Linked DNA regions of Homo sapiens: region 1 is linked to region 2. The links are chromatin contacts, found by Hi-C or POLR2A ChIA-PET in ENCODE. All regions are on one chromosome and are shown on one strand. Each heading gives the region's core, a stretch centred on a gene start or an enhancer-like site at or near the end of the contact. The rest is flanking DNA. Distances are from core to core; before and after follow the strand shown.

The links. A loop is a pair of places that touch in the nucleus more often than their neighbours do. ChIA-PET counts read pairs that join two places held with the same protein, here RNA polymerase II (POLR2A).
Region 1: a map of psoas muscle shows a loop between it and region 2 (2.0-fold over the local background). The contact joins two enhancer-like sites. A Hi-C loop is called at or near these places in 3 of 168 maps with a recorded cell type or tissue (endothelial cell of hepatic sinusoid, psoas muscle and sciatic nerve) and 2 of 37 single-sample maps with no recorded cell type. POLR2A ChIA-PET finds 5 or more read pairs at or near these places in 5 of 52 experiments (Caco-2, OCI-LY7, activated CD4-positive, alpha-beta T cell and 2 more).

The regions. Positions count from the first base shown.
Region 1 is chr12:50,729,975-50,736,233 of GRCh38, forward strand. DIP2B (disco interacting protein 2 homolog B) reads left to right here. Exons shown (of 38, transcript NM_173602.3): 31 at 1,395-1,563; 32 at 2,392-2,562; 33 at 4,161-4,222; 34 at 5,099-5,156. Among named protein-coding and RNA genes, the nearest start is that of ATF1, 31 kb to the right of the region's middle. Within about 2 kb of position 2,822, at least 2 of the 41 ENCODE cell types and tissues checked have a DNase peak (open chromatin) inside an H3K27ac peak, as active enhancers do.
Region 2 is chr12:50,688,512-50,694,078 of GRCh38, forward strand. DIP2B (disco interacting protein 2 homolog B) reads left to right here. Exons shown (of 38, transcript NM_173602.3): 13 at 2,538-2,640; 14 at 4,438-4,502. Among named protein-coding and RNA genes, the nearest start is that of ATF1, 73 kb to the right of the region's middle. Within about 2 kb of position 2,625, at least 4 of the 41 ENCODE cell types and tissues checked have a DNase peak (open chromatin) inside an H3K27ac peak, as active enhancers do.

The sequences.
Region 1 (6,259 bases), core at 1,572-4,071, 42 kb after region 2:
GACCTCCCAAAGTGCTAGGATTATAGGTGTGAGCCACCACACCCAGTCCCATTCCTTCCTTTTTATCCTGGGATACACTATTGGGTTCAAGCCTGTTATCACCTCTCACCTGAACTATTGCAGCCTCTCCTAACTGTCTCTCAAGTTTCAGTGGCTCGTATCACCAATCCCTACTCCGTATGTCCATATTGTCAGTGTTGCCCCAACTTAAAGTGGCAATGACTGCCTGCTGGGTGAAGTCTAAACTCCTTCATAGGATGGTTAAGCCCTTTCACAGTTTGGCCTTAGCCCTTCTGGCCTTACTTCTCCATTCACCCTGTATGCTACGATTTCAGTTGAATACTCTTTCTTTTTCTTCTTTTTCTTTCTCTCTCTTTCTTTTTTTGTTTCTTTCTTTCTCTCTCTCTCTTTTTTTTTTTTTTTTAAAGGAGACAGGGTCTCAATCTGTCACCCAGGCTGGAGTGCAGTGGCACAAATCACAGCTCACTGCAGCCTCTCGGGCTCAAGTGATCCTCCCACCTCAGCCTCCCAAGTAGCTGGGACTACAGGTGTGTGCCACCACGCCTGGCTAATTGTTAAAAAAATTTTTTTTGTAGAGGCATGAGTTTTGCTCTATTACCCAGGCTGGTCTTCACCTTCTGGGCTCCAGCGATCCTCCCATCATGGCCTCCCAAAGTACTGGGATTACAGGCGTGAGCCACCGTGCCTGGCCACTTGAATACTATTAATATTTCTGATCGCTTCAAACATGCTGTAATTATCGGCCTTTGTAAATGTTGTTCCTCTGCTTAGAACACCCTCACTACCGTCCCCACTTCTTCTGGCCACTGCCAAATTCATACTCATTCTTCAAGCTGCAGCTCAAGTGTCACCAGCTCAGTGAAGCACTACCACTCCCCTACCCTGGCTTATCGAGCTTGAATGAACTGCTCTTTATTCTGTGATGTCAGTGTTCTTGATTCACATCTCATATTCAGAGCATCAATAAAATGGCTATAAACATCTTTAAAAGAAACCATAGGAATAAAATCCAGTCCACACATAAGGTTTCTGAATAGAAAGAGGAAAAAATGCTACTCCATCAGGGTTTTAAAGATTAGTTATTAGGAATTACCTTTCCAGAATGTTTAGTATCATCTTGACCATATTAATTAGCTTGAGGGCAGCTGTAAGAATGTTATGTAGACTTAAGTGACCTACCACAGTCTGCTTTATTTCATAGTTGCTCCTTTTGCGAGTTGCATAGGAACAAGACTGATTCTTAGAGCTTTATATCTCATATGTCCCTACACTGTCCTTTACACTCAGTAAATATCTGTGGAATTGGTGGGGTTCTGAAGCATCAGGTATCCAGGATGAATTGATGATTCCAGCTCTTGTCTCTTTCACTGCAGTGTCTATTCAGGCCACCAGTCTGTCTTAATTCCTCCTATGGAGTTAGAGAACAACCTTTTCCTCTGGCTCTCCACAGTCAACCAGTACAAAATAAGGGACACTTTCTGCTCCTATTCAGTGATGGAGCTCTGCACCAAAGGTCTTGGGAACCAAGTGGAAGTGCTAAAGGTAAGAAGCAGCTCCAGCAGGTGGCCAGTCCCAAAAGGTTCTGAAGAAATGCGCCAGGACGTAACAGGGCCAGAGCAGGGGCTAACAGACATGTTTGCTTGCCTTTTTCAAGTCACTCAGTTAAAAAAGGGTGTATTTTAAACTTTGGCAAGTTTATCTCTTCCACCTTCCTAATTTAGTGCACTCTTCCACAGTTTAATATGATTCTTACTTTGTGGACAAGAAGCGGAAACTGGTTGGGAGGCTAACTGGAAAGACTTTATGTAAACATAAAAGGGAACTGTGGCTTCCAATACTTTTTTTTCCTAATAGAATTTGAAACCTCAAAATATTAGGAATTCAGAATATCTCCAAAGATAAGGGTAACTCATTGATTCATGTGTGTGTCAAATGATGATCTGTCTGACTTGCAGATGAGAAAGTCAGAAGATACTGAATTTTCTTTGATAGAAAAATATCTTTGGAATGCAAAAAGAGATGAGATTAGATCGCCAGAGTTCTAGATTAATTTTTCTCTCAGTCTCATCAAATAGGGGGACATCTAAGGTACAGAAATGAGGAGGGATAAAAACATTGCTGAAGAGCCTTAGATTTTTAGAAGAAAGAGGAAAGAACTAGAGAATGAGCAAATTTACCAGCAGATAGTGATTTTAATGGGATGCCTTGTCCGTTTCTTCTTTTCTGAAAGCTGCTTTTTTCTCTGTGTGCCTGAGGTGAGAATACACAATTGCTTGGCTTTTCCTGACCAAGGAGCTAGAACAGTGGCCTTACCTGTTCAGTTCTTTTATGATCCTACTGACTTGGCTCCCATATAATGGTGTCTTGCAGACCAGAGGGATCAACCTCTCCTGCGTCCGGACCTGTGTGGTGGTGGCGGAGGAGAGGCCCCGCGTTGCACTCCAGCAGTCCTTCTCTAAGCTCTTCAAAGACATCGGGCTGTCCCCGCGGGCTGTCAGCACCACTTTTGGATCAAGAGTCAATGTAGCAATATGTTTACAGGTGACCCTCATGAAATCTTGTCTGTTGACAAATGGGAGAGGAATATGGAGTATCCCAGAGCATGGGCTTTGGAGCCAGGCTGCCTGGGCTTGGGCCCCAGCCGCACTTACTTGCTTTGGAACTTCGGGCTTTTAAATCTCGATTTCTTTGTGTCTCATTTTGCTCATCTGTAAGGTGAAGGTAGCAGTACTGTGCTTCCCCAGGCAGCTTGCACAATCACTGAGCTGCCAACTCGGAGTTCTTGGAGCAGTGCTGACAGTGAGCGCAGTGTTGGTGTTTACTTGAGTCATCGTCGTGTGGTCATGATGACGAGTCACAAAGATTTGAGTCCTATTTGGATTTTACTTGTATCTGACCTGTTTTTCCTTTTTCTTTTTTTTTTTATTTGAGACGGAGCCTTGCTCTGTCACCCCAGCTGGAGTGTAGTGGTGCAGTCTCAGCTTACTGCAACCTCCACCTCCTGGGTTCAAGCGGTTCTCTCACGTCAGCCTCCAGAGTAGCTGGGATTACAGGCGTGTACCACCACGCCCGGCTATTTTTTGTATTTTTAGTAGAGACAGGGTTTCGCCCTGTTGACCAGGCTGGTCTCAAACTCCTGACCTCAAGTGATCCAGCCGCCTCAGCCTCCCAAAGTGCTGGGATTACAGACATGAGCCACCGCGCCCGGTCTGACCTTCTGTTTTTCTGTCTCTATATTCTATACCATTTTTTTTCTTTCTTTTTTTTTTTTTTTTTCCAAACAATAACCTTGTATTCTCTTCTCTACCCAGATGGCAACTTTGTCATGTTATTCTTGATGGGTAAATAACAGAAAAGGGACTAGAACTGAGACTAATTTTATGTATTAATGTGTAATAAGGCAAATATAGCGCCAGGTGTGGTGGTTCATGGCTATAATCCCAACACTTTGTGAGGCCAAGGCAGGAGGATTGCTTGAGCCCTGAAGTTTGAGACCAGCCTGGGCAACATAGTTGAGACCTCATCTCTCCCCTACCCCCACCACTCACCTGCAAAAAATATAGATGGGCTTAGTGGTACATGCCTCTAGTCCCAGCTACCTGGAAGTCTGAGGCAAGGGGATTGCTTGAGCCCAGGAGGTTGAGGCTGCAGTGAGCTGTGATTGTACCGCTGCACTCCAGCAACCTGGGCAACAGATTGAGACCCTGTCTCTTAAAAAAATAATAAGGCAAATATAGGCATGGACAAAGTGAGTGAAAGAAGATAGCACACATGGGTGGATTATTTCAGGTCTTCTGTGACCTTCTTCTTTCAGAAGGGTCTTGATGGTTTAAACTTGAGCCCCATCATAGCCCTCTTGCTGTCACTGTGGCCAATACTGGTTTTGCAAGTCCCTGGGTTGCCGACCTGTGTCACCTCTGCTTTGAATCCAGGGATGAAAGCCCTCCTCAGCATGGAAATGTTTCAGTGCTGCCACAGTCCCCGTGATAAGAGTGAGAGCAGGGGGCCTACTCTCAAGGGGAGGAGAGGTGAAAAGAGTGTGGATTTTTCATGTATATGGCTAAATTATTTCTTGGTTTGAAAATGTGAAATACAGTTTATCGAAATTCTAAACAACGCATTGATTTGTCTTTCTTTAGGGAACCTCAGGGCCTGATCCGACTACTGTGTATGTGGATCTGAAATCACTAAGACATGACAGGTACAACAGATTTATTAATGCTCCTTTCCTACTAGTTCCTAAGCATAACAAATTCGGAACCTCAAAGCCAGCATTTTCCCTCATTCCTTTTGTTCATATATTCCAGGAGGGGAATGGGAAGAGGGAAGGAATTTGTTTTTATCATTAATACATAAGATTTACATTTATAAGAAAGCTTTAATTCTCTCAGTTGCTACACTGTTCTTTAATATTAAAGTATAATAGTTATTGCCCATATAAAAGTATTTTGTGACATTTGATATAAATTAAACTAAAATGGATAGTCTCTTTCCTCTAAGAGTTTAAAAATAATAGGACAGATAAGATAAATGAGTCAGAGTAGGGTTTTTGAAACAACACTTTATCTGAGCCCCATGGGTAAAAGCCTGCCTCCTTAGCCCAGAAGGGAATTTTAGCTGTGTCCGGCAGTGAGCGCTGGCCCAGGGCTCTAAGACTTCTCTTCCCAAGCCCCACTACCCTGGATGTGTTATCTGGAGTGCCCCACTGCACTGACCTAGCCTGCATAGGTGGAACATCTCTCTCATGCAGCAGTTTGAAACCTGGGAAGATTTTGCCACCCTAGAGGAGATTTGACAATGTCTGGAAACATTTTGGGTTGTCATAAAAGGGGGCTTGCTACTGACATCTAGTGGGCAGAGGCCAGAGGTGTTGGTAAACACCGCAATGCACAGGATAGCCCCTTTCAACAAAAAATTATCTGGCCAAAATGTTAGTAGTGCTGAGTTTGAGAAACCCCTCTGTAGTATGAGGAAGAGAGACAAGTTAGAGGTTGTGGGAAGGCAGCACCGAGCTGCAGGAACATGGCGACTTCTCCTCTTAAAAGCCCTATATATAGTAAATACCGTTCTTCTGCAGGGTTCGTCTCGTGGAACGTGGCGCCCCTCAGAGTTTGCTTCTCTCAGAGTCTGGAAAGGTAATTTGTTCTGTTGACCATGGGGAAGGTGGGCTGTGTGGAGAAGTGGTTCAGTTTAAAGAAACCAGAAGCCATATAATATATTAGTGTCCAGGGCAAGCCTTAATTGAAATCTGGAGATAATTTCAGCTTGGCTAATACTTTCAAATTCATATGGGTACATAGATAAGAAGAATAGTAAATTTGAACTCTCTTAATTTCCATCGATTTTTAAAAATCCAACTGACATGTTATTCTTATTGACAGACCAGCAAAATGCAGTGCTCATTGTATGAAAGGTGGATAGAAGAGCTGGTTCTATGTTTTTTTTTCATGGTTTTTTTTGTTTTTTTGTTTTTTGTTTTTTGTTTTTTTTGAGATGGAGTCTCACTCTGCCACCCAGGCTAGAGTGCAGTGGCGCGATCTCGGCTCACTGCAACCTCTGCCTCCCAGATTCAAGGAGAACTTGCCTCAGCCTCCGAGTAGCCGGGGTTACAGGCACCTGCCCCCACGCCCAGCTAATTTTTGTGTTTTTAGTAAAGATGGGGTTTCACCATGTTGGCCAGGCTGGTCTTGAACTCCTGACATCAGGTGATCACCTGCCTCGGCCTCCCAAAGTGCTGGGATTACAGGCATGAGCCACTATGCCCGGCCCGGTTCTATCTTACAAACGTCACAAGGAGAAAGCTAGGAGAGGCCGAGATGGGAGTGTGGTTTAAGGTCAGGGAAGACACACATGCATTTAAAGTTGAAAGGAAAATAAAAATGGGGATGAGATTAAAGATATTTGAGAGTTAACATCTGTGGGAGTAAGATTTCTTAGATTAGAATGAGGCTATAAAACGTCAAAAGAGAGATTTAGTGAGAAGCAATTTACTAAGGATGATAGGAAACCCACATGCATTGTCAAGACAAGTGGGAATTTCTCTGCCCTTTGATGAGATAATGATGATACCTCAGAATCCTGTCTAGTAATTCTGAAGGGCAGTGAAAAAATTGTGGAGGGAAAAAAAGAATCCCTGCCAAACCTACTTGGTGGTGTATCACCCCATGGGGCGCTTACTCCAGTCTCACTTTCCGTTTGCATCTGCGAGCAGAGGGGGATTTGGCTGATTTTGTCACTG
Region 2 (5,567 bases), core at 1,375-3,874:
CTGGTGGTATGCACCTATAGTCCCAGCTACTCAAGGAGTCTAAGGTGGGAGGATCACTTGAGCCCAGGAGGTTGAGGCAACAGTGAGCTGTGTTCATGCCACTGCACCCTATCCTGGATGACAGAGCACAATTCTGTCTCAAAAAAGAAAAAAATACAAATAAGCAATTAAAAATACCAAATTTAGTGATCAGCTCTCAATCTATGTCATGTCTCAGTGATGACATGGTTCATCACTCGGTCCTCCTTAAAACTCCAGTCCTGGCTTCTTGGACTCCTCTCTCAGTTCCTCTGCCTCATTGGCCATTCCTTCAGTTGTCTTTATTGGCTCTCCGAAAGGTGGAGGGTCCTCCATTGTGTGGCTCTTGCTTAGCTCTCTGGCCTTATTAGAACTTCTACCCTCTGTCTTTCTAGGTGCCTGTTATTTTGAATTAACTTGCAGTTCTTGCTTGGGATCCTCCTATTACCCACAGGACTCTACTAGTGAGTTTAAAGCATCTCTGGGTAATAGGGAGTTATTAAAGGGTTGTCAGCAGGAGAGTGACAAGAATGAATTTATTATAAGAAGATATATCTGGACTGGTTGGGTTAAGAAAGGAAATAAGGGCTGGGCGCAGTGGCTCACCCCTATTATCCTAACACCTTGGGAGGCTTAGGCAGGCGGATCATTTGAGCTCAGGAGTTCGAGACGAGCCTGGGCAACATGGCGAAATTCTGTCTCTACAAAAAATAACAAAAATTAACCGGGTGTGGTGGCACATGCCTGTAGTCCCAGCTACTTGGGAGGCTGAGCCTGGGAGCTCAAAGCTGCAGTGAGCCATGATCGTGCCACTGCATTCCAGCCTGAGCGAGACTCTGTCTCAAAAAGAAAAAAAAAGGAGACCGGCTTTACAGTTATTCAGGTGAGCCCAAGCTTATGGTAGAGAGCAGAGAGCAAAGTAGATGGAGCTTCAGACAGTAAGGAAATAGAGCAGGCAGGGCTTAGTTACTGATGCTGGAGAGGGAGAAGGCAAGACAGACTCAGGTTTCTTGCTTGAGCAACTGGGATTGATGGCAGCATCCTTCACTAAGATAGAAAATACAACAGGAAGAGTTTCCAGGGGCAGGGACGGGGGTAAAGAAGTCAGTGATGGATATATGAGTTTCACAGGATTACTGGACATTCCAGGGGATTAGTTGACTCTGTCAGTCTGGATCTCTCTGGAGGAGAGGCTGGGTTGAAGATAGAGAACAAGGAGTTACTAGGAATGCAGTAACCTAATGGAATAAAGTGAAAAGAGATAAGGGTGGAGAATATGGAGGAGCAGTGGGAGAGAGACAGACACACAGAGACAGAGACTAGAAGAGAGGAGTATCAAAAAAGCAAAGGAAGGAGAAAACATCAAGAAAGAGAGTAGTCAAATTTTGCAGAAAGGTTCGATAAGGTATGCAAAATGTCCTTTTGATATAACAATCAAAAAATTGGGGCTGGTCCTAAGGTAGTTAATTATCTCAGTTGACTGTTCACAGTCAGGTACAGATCAAACTCCTATTCTACTCTTTCTCCCCTTCTCATTATTGACCTTGGGAACACTTAATTTTTTTTTTTTTTTTTGAGACGGAGTCTCGCTCTGTTGCCCAGGCTGGAGTGCAGTGGTGTGATCTCGGCTCACTGCAAGCTCTGCCTCCCAGGTTCACGCCATTCTCCTGCCTCAGCCTCCTGAGTAACTGGGACTACAGGCGCCCGCCACTACGCCCGGCTAATTTTTTGTATTTTTAGTAGAGACGTCGTTTCACCACATTAGCCAGGGTGGTCTCGATCTCCTGACCTTGTGATCCGCCCACCTTGGCCTCCCAAAGTTCTGGGATTACAGGCGTGAGCCACCGCACCCAGCCAAAATTTTTTTAAAGTTGAACTGGGCACAGTGGCATATGCCTGTAGTTCCAGCTACTCAGGAGGCTGAGCTGGGAGGATTGCTTGAGCCCAGGAGTTCCAATCCAGCCTGGGCAACATGGTGAGACTCCATCTCTTAAAAGAAAGAAAGAAAGGAAAGTTGATAGTCCTGGTAAAAAGCAACTTGAATGGAACATTAAGGGTAAAAGCAAAATTATAGTTGAATGATTTGGAGGAGCAAATAGGCCATTCGTTTCTAGTTCTTCCTTACAAAATTGGGTGCTTCTAACGCACAGAGACCGCGTCTTACATACCTTTCACTCTGCAGTGCTGTGCTTGACTTGTATTTATTTGATATTGTGTTTCTATTCATATAGCTCCAATCACTTGTTTATTTTAGCTTTTGAGCAGCCACTTCACACTGATGACTATTAAACTTTGAAGTCTTTTTCACATATATTTTTGTTGAGCTTTGTCATCCTCCAATCCTATCTTTGTGTGATTTGAGTTTGAGACCCTAGTACATTGCCTTAAATATTCATATTAAACATGTTAAATTCAGCCCATTATGATGGTTTTTCTGGGTTTTGTTTTTGGATTCTAGTTTTGTCATCTGAAATAACCCATTTTATTGTGTTTCTTATGTTTCTGTTTTTGTTTTCTAGTATAAAACAAGCAAAGAAGGGAGTGTAATGGGAGTTACAGTATCCCGGCTTGCAATGTTGTCTCACTGCCAAGCTCTGTCGCAGGCCTGCAATTATTCTGAAGGTCAGACCTCATCCCATGACTGCCCTCATTGTTACCTTCAGAGATGTGTGACTGTGAGCACAATGCTCAGTGATTGGACCTCATTTAATGACCGAATTCAGAGTGAAATGTCCCAAGACACATTCTTGGCTTGCTTTTGTTTTCTTCTTCTCAAAAATATGCTGTAGTTTAAAGGAACCAAAATTCTGGGCAAACCAAAATGTAAAGCATAATTTCTAGAGTACAGCAGTAGAAAACCCTAATTAAAATCCTGTTTTTGTTAGCTGTGGAATGGCAGGTATCTCCATCTTCCCCTGCCTGTATAGTGGGCTACCAGCTATACATTTGGAGTCAAAGAAATTCAGCTACCAAAAAGCATAAATTAAAACACAAAAATGTATTCGATATTTTTGAACTTTAGATAGGTTGATACATAATTGCATAAACCACTATTTGCCTCAGAATGTTCTTTGCAATATTAATTTTTTTAGTGTTTTCCCTTTATAAAATGAAACAAGTTAATAAATGGTCATGATAAAATTTTTAACCAGACAACAATGTTCTATCATGAAATTATATATATATACGCACACATAATGGAAGCAATCAAAATGCCCTTAAATAAGGATTGATTAAGTTATAATACATTCAGACCAGGCGCTGTGGCTCACGCCTGTAATCCCAACACTTTGGGAGGCCGAGGCAGATGGATCACCTGAGGTCAAGGGTTCGAGACCAGCCTGGCCAACACGGTGAAACCCCATCTCTACTAAAAATAACAAAAAATGACCAGGTGTGGTGGCTTGTGCTTGTACTCCCAGCTACTTGGGAGGCTGAGGCGGGAGAATCACTTGCACCCTGGAGGCAGAGGTTGCAGTGAGCCGAGATCATGCCACTGCACTCTAGCCTGGGTGACAGAGCAAGACTCTGTCTCAAAAAAATATATATATATATAATACATTCATATAATGGCTGGGACATTAAAATTTTTATTTTTGAATATTAAAGATATGAAGAAATTGTTTCAATGTATCATTAAGCAGGAACAAGTTAGATACCAAGCTTTGTATACCAGTTTGTCACATTAGATATCTATCTAGATGTAAATATGCCTAGAAGTATATGTGTGTGTATAGATAGAATGTTTAGAGATATATACATATACACACCAACTTTTTTTTTTTAGGAAGTATCTTTTAGGAAATTTATATTTGTCAAACTTCCCAAGTTTCTAAAATAAGCATGTATTCTCCGCATATTTAGGAAAAAAATACCTCTTGGAAGAAATGCCTAAGTCACAAGAAGTTTCTAACTCCTTGGCTCTGTTGTAACCACATTACCCTATGAGCAGTCCTCTACCCGTTTTGAGGAGACCCTCAAAAACCCGTGAGAACTTTTAGTCATTTCTCTAAAAACATCAAATCAGGCTGGGCGCTGTGGCTTATGTCTGTAATCCCAGCACATTGGGAGGCCGAGGCAGGAGGATCACTTGAGGTCAGGAGTTCAAGACCAGCCTGGCCAACCTGGTGAAACTCCCTCTCTACTAAAAATACAAAATTAGCCGTGCATGGTGGTGTATGCCTGTAATCCCAGCTATTTGGGAGGCTGAGGCAGGAGAATTGATCGAACCTGGGAGACAGAGGTTGCAGTGAGCCGAGATTGCATCACTGCACTCCAGCCTGGGTGACAGAGGTGAGACTCCATCTAAAAGAAAAAGCAAACAAACATCAAATCAGTTGTTTATAAGAGGCAAGTGACATAATTTTGCTACTTAATACTAAAGATGATTTCTTTGTCTTCCTATTTTTTCTATTTTAGGGGAAACAATAGTAAATGTCTTAGACTTTAAGAAGGATGCTGGGCTGTGGCACGGCATGTTTGCGGTAAGCTACTCAGATTTAAGGCCCTTAGTGTAAATTGTGCTTGAGATAAGGCCAGCATGTTGTATAACTGGAGCATCTCTCAGTGCTTGTTTGAAATTTAAATCCCCAAAAGGTCAGTAATATTTTCCAGAGGCTATATAACCTTTCCACTGGACAGAATGTTTTGAATGACTGCCATGCATAAGCTGCATGCTGCAACTGAAGAAGAGTAACAAGGTAGATGGGGATTCTCCCCATCAGAGAGGAACAGGTAGCATACTATGGGTGTTAGAAAAAGGTGACTTCCTTCTAGGTCTGGGCTTCAAGGCAGTTTTTGTGGAAGAAGTGACAGCTGAGTTGGACTTTGAAAAATAGGTAAGCTTTAGACATACAGAGATTTTTGTAAGGGGATATAGAGGTAGAGAGAGGGGACATTTCAAGTGGCAAAACTACTATATGTAACATGCCATATAGGTGGAGAGAGAAAAAAAATACAGGGTTACCTGAATTGTAAAGGACTTCAGAGAGCCTCTAGTCTCACTTTCTTGATAATGCAGGAGCTGGGAAAGCATGGGAAATGAATCATGAGGGAAGAGGAGGTGGATCCCTTTTCACCCAGAACCCTCGAAATCTTCAGTAAATTTACTTTCTAGCTCTTTTCTGAAACCTTTTCCATTTTCTTCTTTATCAGAAGTTAAAAATCCTTTTGAGGAGGTAAGAAGAATCTCTTCTCTGTGATACCAAGTGCAAGATAGGGACATGTGTGAAGAATTGAGTTATAAACACCAGCCTTTTCCTGAAACCAAAAGTTTCTCACCAGAGCTAGAAACTTGGAGAGAGAAAACAGTATCTTGCAGTAGTATCTTGGTTTCTTTGGGCAAGTTAGAGAGTGAGCAAAATGGCTAATCTCAATACGAAGGCTTGGTTATTCTATGAGGCTGGGTCTGTTTGGGGACAGGGTGTCTTGTGTATGCTTGATTAGAGTGGCAGGAGAGACCCTAAATTGCATGACCCCTCAACACCTTCAGCTTTATCTAACAAAAAAAAATTAACAGATGTAGGCAGGACCTCCTGTAAGAAACAGGG